Regions from separate parts of the Homo sapiens genome. Here all the other regions are linked to region 3. A link is a loop called in an ENCODE intact Hi-C map of the cell type or tissue named here. Cell type or tissue: A673. All regions are shown on one strand. Region 1 overlaps LOC107985698 (a long non-coding RNA gene). Region 2 has its middle 54 kb from the start of ACTRT1. Region 3 holds the start of LOC107985699 (a long non-coding RNA gene).

The links. A loop is a pair of places that touch in the nucleus more often than their neighbours do. Peaks named below come from ENCODE experiments on the same cell type or tissue, not always from the same donor. Only the 100,000 strongest peaks of a DNase experiment are listed, where the experiment ranks them.
Region 1: a loop joins it to region 3, with 5 times the contacts of the local background. A loop is called at or near these places in 2 of 110 quality-filtered maps.
Region 2: a loop joins it to region 3, with 8 times the contacts of the local background. A loop is called at or near these places in 4 of 110 quality-filtered maps.

Annotation. Positions count from the first base shown.
Region 1 is chrX:128,517,272-128,519,771 of GRCh38, reverse strand. All of the region lies in intron 4 of LOC107985698 (a long non-coding RNA gene), which reads left to right. Among named protein-coding and RNA genes, the nearest start is that of ACTRT1, 470 kb to the right of the region's middle. In A673, a CTCF peak has its summit at 1,044 (motif pointing right); a DNase peak (open chromatin) is centred at 1,051.
Region 2 is chrX:128,105,368-128,107,867 of GRCh38, reverse strand. No RefSeq gene overlaps it. Among named protein-coding and RNA genes, the nearest start is that of ACTRT1, 54 kb to the right of the region's middle. In A673, a CTCF peak has its summit at 1,066 (motif pointing left); a DNase peak (open chromatin) is centred at 1,037.
Region 3 is chrX:128,780,578-128,783,077 of GRCh38, reverse strand. It overlaps LOC107985699 (a long non-coding RNA gene), which reads left to right and starts at 469. Exons shown (of 3, transcript XR_001755959.1): 1 at 469-1,475. RefSeq lists enhancers at 1-177, 178-715. In A673, a CTCF peak has its summit at 1,361 (motif pointing right); a DNase peak (open chromatin) is centred at 1,377; H3K27ac peaks cover 1,035 bases.

The DNA.
Region 1 (2,500 bases), 260 kb after region 3:
GCGATGCTTGCCTGAAAGTGGAGTTTGGACTGTTGGGATTAGCAATTTCGCTTTGCCCAGAGCTTGTATAAATGCTCCCTTCACTGGCAAGCATCAGCTGGTTTTGTCTATTATTTTCTTTCTGTTCTACCAGGGCAGCACTGAGTTGAGCGCCTCACAATTACTGCACTCTTTCTTCTCCAGCACACAGAAATGCTCTCCACACCATGCCATTGCTGCTGGGGTGTAGGGGAGGGGTGGCGTTGGCAATTCAAGACTATTTTTTTCTACTTTTTCAGCAATATGTAGTTAAAACCAGGTACTGTGAGTACTCACCTGGTTTTTGTTTTTTATTAAGGTTTTTTATTTGTGTGTGTGTGTATGTGTGTGTGTGTGTGTGTGTGTGTGTGTGTGTAGAAGATGTTAAATTGGTGTCCTTGCAGGGAGGACAATCAGTGGATCCTTTTATTCTGCCATCTTGCTCCACCTCTTCCTCCCTAATCTTTTATTAAGACTTCTAACTGTATTTTTAAATTCCTGTAGTAAATTGTTTAATTCCAGAAGCTCTGTTTGGCTCTTTCTTAAAATGACTATGTCATCTTTCAATACTTGGATCATTTTACTGGCTTCCCTGTATCGGGTTTCAACTTTCTCTTGCATCTCATTGAGTTTCCTTTCAGATTCTGCATTCTATATCTGTTATTTTAGACATTTCAATTTTGTTAGGATCCATGGCTGGGGTCCTAGTGCAATTCTTTGAAGGTATAAAACAGTCTGACTTTTGGAATTGACAGAGTTCTTTTGCTGATTCTTTTCCATCTAAGAGAGCTGGTATTTCTTTATCTTTTAGAAATTGCTGTTGTTTGAAGGGAGATTTTTGTGTTTTTATTCTTTGTTTCCCTTAAGGATTTGACTGTGGTGCATGTTGTGTACAGTTTCTTGGCTTCATTTCTTGGTGGTTTCAGAGAGTAAAGGCTCTGTACGGGTTCCCTAGCTGTGGCTAGTTTTCTGCTTCGGTTTCAGAGGTGATGTGTGCTGAAGGATTTTATTTTGGTATGGTGGTGTAATTCAGGCTGTGATCCAGTAGATGGTGCTTAAGGGTAGGGTCTGGCAGATAGGCTCTTACTCAGCAGTGCATCTCTTTTGTACTTCAGTGTTTTGGCAACAGTACTCTGGGGAGATGGAGATGGGGAGCAGGTGAGCGATGACTCCCTCATCAAGTATTTTACTGGGTCTTGGGGGATCCCCCTCCAATCACTCCAACACCATGCCCATGTTTCCTTAGCCCCAGTGGAGGTTCTGGCAAGCTGCACACCCTCCTCTCCTTTGGAGGCAGCCTGAGCTGAAGGTTAGGTCACTAGGAGGCCTACAATTTCCCAGGGGTCTGCTGGTCCTCTGAGCTTGGCAGAGTCAGAGCAGGTTGTGGAGTATGTTGCTGGGTGGTCTGTTGAGGCAGTGGGTTAAGGGCAAAGGATTCCCTGGCAGGGCAGTGGTGTTGTGGATTTGCAGTTTGTGTGGTACCTGGGGCCTGGGGATTTTTGCCCATCAAATGACTGTAGGAACCATCCAGCTTGTACTCTCCCAATGTGGTCTTCCTCTGATGTCTATCCCAGGATCAGGTCCAGCCAGCTAGTTTTGTCCCAAGCCTTCTGCACCCAGATCACTGGGCTGTTAGGTATTCAGTGCTCCGTCAGGCAGAGGCTATGGTTGGTAAACAGGCTACACCATTCCTGGACCAGTCTTGCAGGGGGAGGAATGCCTAGTTCCCATGCCAGAACTCGAATCTGTGACTCACTCTTCTCAGTGTTCTGGGAATGGGGGCTCCTCTCTCACTGGAGGTCAGGGCACAGATCTCAGCTCAATACCCCTGAGAAGTGTGCTCAGACCCGGGGTGGGGTTGGTTGGGATCAGGCCTGTGGCTTTGTCCTCTGGCCCCTCAGGGTTGAGCACCAGCTGTACTTCGGGGACCATTCTTTTCCTAGGTCACCAGTAGAACACAAAATTGGGGCAATAGAGGTTATGCTATGTGTATGCTTTTGCAGGAGCAGCCAGGTAACCATGGCAGGGGCTGGAAAACAAGGGAGAATGCAGATCAGATGTGCTCTGGTCCTGCAGGAAAGGCAGTCTTGCTCTCTCTCAGCCAGGCATTCAGCAGAGGCTGTGATCATTCAGAACAAGTTGGAGAGCCTTGGGGGATGAGCACCTATGATCACGATTTGCTACAGCTGTCCCGTGTGTTAAACCTACTGGGCCTCTGCGTATTCTCTGGGCTGTTCCCCCTGCCAATTCAAATGTGTATAGGGGTCATGAAATCTCTTATAGCTAGGAAATCAGAGGTCTACAGCGGGAGAGTGGTGCCCTGTAGTTTCTTCACTTATCCTTTCCTTCGGACCTGCTCAGGACTAGGAGCTGGTCCTGGCACTCAATGACTCCATGCAAGCTTCCCAGCTTCCTCTGTCTTCAGTATCCATGTTTGCTTCGCCTCTGTATTGACTTTCATTGTTTTTTCTCAAAAGATATG
Region 2 (2,500 bases), 680 kb after region 3:
GCTTTTAAAAATGATCGGCAAAACTTTAGGTGGACTGATTTAAAGTAAAAATGTGTAAATTACTGAAATTGGAAAGGAAAGAGAGAGTATGAATACCAATTTACAAATATGCAAATAATTATTAGGGAATACTATGAACAAGAAAGACACAAACTATTGAATTTAATTCCAGAAAAAAAAAGAAAGCTGGATGTGTGGAGAAAGAATCTGTGTGCAGTGTTACAGTAGGGGAAGTGAGTAAAGGATTTTGCATTGGAATTCAATGCTGGTCTTGCTATAGTCTAACAGAGAACTGGGCAGATTTTCTCAGTCCTTGACTTTAGGCTGGTGCCCACAAAGGAAGCATTTAATACCCGGCCTGGTCCAGAGGAAAGTTTACCACCCCTTTGGGAGGAAACCAAAACCTGACTCACTTCACCAATAGGTGAATAAAGTGGTCTGGTGTCAGCCAGGCCATAGTGACCCTGGTCCTTGGTGAGCCCCAGTGCTGTGCTGGTCTGGGAGGCTGTGTGCTCAGGGCACACCCCATTGTGACAAAAACTGTTGCAGCCCACATCACCCCTCCCTCAATTACAGGCATTGTAGTGTGGAGAAAGACTTCTTTTACTTGGGAAAAGAAGAGGGAACAGTACAGGGATATTGCCTTGCAACATAGTACCAGCCCTGCTGCAGTAAAACATAGCACTGAGCACCAGTGTCCCAGATTCCAGGCAGTCGCTTCAGAACGGCATTTCTAGATCCCAGTCTAGGATGAGGAAGGAATACCCTGCCACAGTGAGATGGACTCATGTCCTAGTCCACTTTACCACAGGCTGATGAATGTGGCCTCAGGCCTTGAGGAAACATCAGCAGTAGTCAGTAAGTAACAGCCATGGGCCTTAGGTGAGGTCTGATACTTCATTGATATGGGAGGGGGTGGGACTCAGGTGCATCCCAATACAATGCCAGCTGTAGTGGCCATGGGTGTGCCTGTGTCTCTGTTATCTTCCTCAAGTTCATAAGGGCTGGGTATCTGTGAGTCTACAAGAGTCACGACATTTCTGTCTTAGTGCACCCTCTAGTGCTGAAGTGGCTACAGTGTTCACAGGCTCAGGAAATTCAATAGTAAATCCTCTTTGAATTATTGGAAGACCCTCTGAACAAAAAGGCACTAAAAAGGCCATATTGTAATAACTGGAATAAAGACCCAACTTGTTAATACACAGATATTGATGAACATCTCCAAGCATCAAGAACATTCAGGGAAATATGACCTCATCAGAAAATCTAAAAAAAGCACAGTAGCTGGCCTTAGAGTGACAAAGATGTATGACCTCTTAGACAGAAAATTTAAAATAGCTGTCTTGCAGAAGCTCAGTGAACTTCAAGAAAACACAGAAAAACAATTCAGAAATGTATTAGAAGAAATAATAGAGATTGAAATAATTTTTTAAAAATCACACAGAATTTCTAGAGCTGAAAAATACAATTAAGAAATTGAAGTATACATCAGATATTTTAACCACAAAATTAATCAAACAGAAGAAAGTAATAATGAGCTCTAAAACAAGCTATTTGAAAATACATAGTTAGAAAATTAAAAAATGAAAAAAGAGTGAGAAAGAATTAAAAACGTTCATAAGATCTAGAAAATAGTGTAAAAAACGAAATCTAAAAGACATTGGCCTTAAAGAGGGAATAGAGAAAAATATAGGGGTAGCAAATTTATTTTAAAAAAACAGTAGTGGAGAACTTTCCAAATGTTGAGAAAAATAAAAATATCCAAATACAAGAATGTCAAAAAACACAAAGCAAATTTAACTCAAGTAAAATGAACTTGAGGCATATAATAATTGAGCTTTCAAACATCAAAAAAAAAGAAAGAATACCAAAAGGAGCAAGAGAGAAGAAGCCAATAACATATAAAGAAGCTGTGATACATTTGGCAGCAGACTTTTCAGTGAAAACCTTACAGACAAGGAGGGAGTAGGTTGATATATTCACAGTGCTGAAAGGGGAAAAAACTCTCAACCAAAGCTATTGTACTCAGCACAGTTATCTTTCAAACATGGAGAATTAGACTTTCCCAGACAAACAAAAGCTGAGGAAATTTATAACCACCAGACCCATTTTATAAGAAATGCTAAAGGAAGCTTTCAATCTGAAATAAAAGGATGTTAATCTGCAACAAGAAATCATCTGAAGGTGTAAAACTCACTGGTAAAAGCAAATGCGCAGATAATTCTGAACAGGCTAATACTGTATTTTTGGTGTGTAAACCATTCATATCTTTAGTATAAAGACTAAAAGAAAAATCTGTCAAAAATAACAATAAATATATAATTCTGTTAATAAATGGGTTACATAAAAAATAAAACTTGAGACAACAAAATGTCATAAAGGAAGAGATGGATTTAATTTGTAGAATATTTTAGTTTTTTCTTTGCTTGTTAGTTTCTTTTCTTTGTGATCAAAGTTAAGTTGTCATTAGTTTAGGATAACTTGTAACTGTAGAATAGTT
Region 3 (2,500 bases):
TGCCGCCTTGCAGTTTGATCTCAGACTGCTGTGCTAGCAATCAGCGAGACTCCGTGGGCGTAGGACCCTCCGAGCCAGGTGCGGGTTACAATCTCTTGGTGCGCCGTTTTTTAAGCCCGTCGGAAAAGCGCAGTATTCAGGTGGGAGTGACCCGATTTTCCAGGTGCTGTCTGTCACCCCTTTCTTTGACTAGGAAAGGGAACTCCCTGACCCCTTGCGCTTCCCGAGTGAGGCAATGCCTCGCCCTGCTTCGGCTCGCGCACGGTGCGCGCAGCCACTGACCTGCGCCCACTGTCTGACTCTCCCTAGTGAGATGAACCTGGTACCTCAGATGGAAATGCAGAAATCACCCGTCTTCTGCGTCGCTCACGCTGGGAGCTGTAGACTGGAGCTGTTCCTATTCGGCCATCTTGGCTCCTCCCCTTGGCTCTTTCTTAAAAATGGCTATTTCATCTTTCATCTCTTGAATCATTTTACCGAATTCATTAGATTCCTTGGAATGGACTTCAACTTTCTCCTGAATCTTGATGGTCTTCATTGCCATGTAGATTCTGAATTCTATGTCTGTGATTTCAGCCATTTCATTCTGGTTAAGAAGCATTGCTGGGAGTCAATGTGGTCATTTGGAGATAAGGAGACACTTTAGCTTTTAGGGTTGCCAGTGTTCTTGCACTGGTTATTTCTCATCTGTGCTGGCTAATGTTCCTTTAATTCTGGTGTAATTTGAGTATAATCAGTTGGCTTCATTTGTGGATGTTTTCAGAGGGGCGATGCTTTGTACATGATCTTTATTTGTGGCTGAATTTTTCTCCTTGTCTTCACAGGAGGGTATATTAGCAAAGTATTTTTGGTGTTGAAGCTTGGGCCGCAACCCAGTAGATGGCGCGGAAGGATAATGGCTTGTAGTTGGGCTCTTAGCCACATGGCTCCTCAGCGTTTTCTTGTGTTTCCACTCATGTTCTCTCTCTTTGCCCTGAGAATGTGAGCTCCTCTCATACTCAAGTGCTGGCCACAGATCTCAGCCTGGCACTCCTAGGCTGCACACTGAAGCCCTGGGGCTAACTCAGGCTTATTGTTCCCTTCAAGCTTGGGGAAAGCCAGGGCAAGGACCTTGGCAGTGACCATGGCAGAGGGCTTCTTACTTGTCCCTTGAGACCCCCACCCTATAGAAATGAGGAGCCACTGCCAATCAGAAAAATTATCTTGGTGTAGGGTGGCTGCATTATGGGCCCAAGCCAGGGGCCCTGCCTGGTGATTAGCAGTGGGGGCAGGGAGCTCACAGGGAAGACAGTTTGGTCTCTTCTCCATAGGGTGTCTGTGGCATGCTGGAGATGTGAGTAAAGTTCTGAGGCTTTTTGTTTCTTCCCCCACCAGGTGGCAGCAATGGCTGATACCACTGCATTGACAGTGGCAGATGGGCTGTCATTTGCCTCTGTGAACTCCAAACCAGAGAGACACAAAGCCACTGCCAATGGGTATGTTCAGCCTGTAATGGGGCAGTTGCATTGTGGGCCCAAGTCAGCGGGCCTGCTTGGTGAAGATCAGGGGATTGGGGTCTCACAGAGAAGAGAGACTAGGCTCCTCTCCATTTGGCAGTTGTGGCATGCTGGGGGTGCCAGCAAAGTAATCAGGGTCTTTATTCTTTCTCCATCCTGAGGGCAGCAAGGGTGATACCACTGCAGTGGCAATGGCAGAGAGCCTGTGTTGTTTCTGGAATTTCATCCCCAGAGAAACACAGAGCTGCCACTGACTGAAGTACTCAGGTGAGGGGAAAGTGTCTTTGCTGGTGGCCCAGATCAGGAGGCCCTGCCCAGTAAGGAGTAGCAGGGGCAGGGATCCATGTGGAAAACAGTCTGGCTGCTTTTCCACAAGGCAGCTGCGATATACTGGAGGCCTGTGATAGTTCTTGGGCTCTTCTCTCCCTCCCCAGCCTGAGGGCAGTAGGGGCGGGGGCTGAGGCAGTGGCAAAAGCTGCAGGCCTTTTGGTTACCTCTGGGAGCTCTGTCCCAGAGAAATGCAGAGCTACTACTAGCTTGAGTGTTCACGCGGGTGTGGGGTGTCTGTGCCGGGGTTCCAGGCCAGTGGGCTTTGCCTGGTGAGGAGTAACAGAGGTGAGGAAGTGAGGTTTGTGGTTCATCTGCTCCTCAGCGCCATGGGGACATGTGAGAGAACCTGGCTTTCCTTGTTGGCTGAGCTATGGCAGCTGGTGCTGCGGTGCTCAGGGATCCATGACCCTTAGGGCTACACGTAGGCCTGAGAGGTGACTCTGCCCACACTACATACACCTCTCCATGTCAGCTTGGAGGCCCCAGGGGGAGGGGACTGGGGGCTCTCCTGTGCCCAGGATTGAAACAAGCCATGGCAAAAGTGTAGGTCTCCTGGGGTTCTCACTGACTCAACTCACCATTTCCCCGCTGCGGGGAGCCTCTCTTGCCTCTGTGACAATCCCAGGTGGGCAACTGTCTTGCCTCACTCTTCTCTGCTCTCTGTGGGTCACATT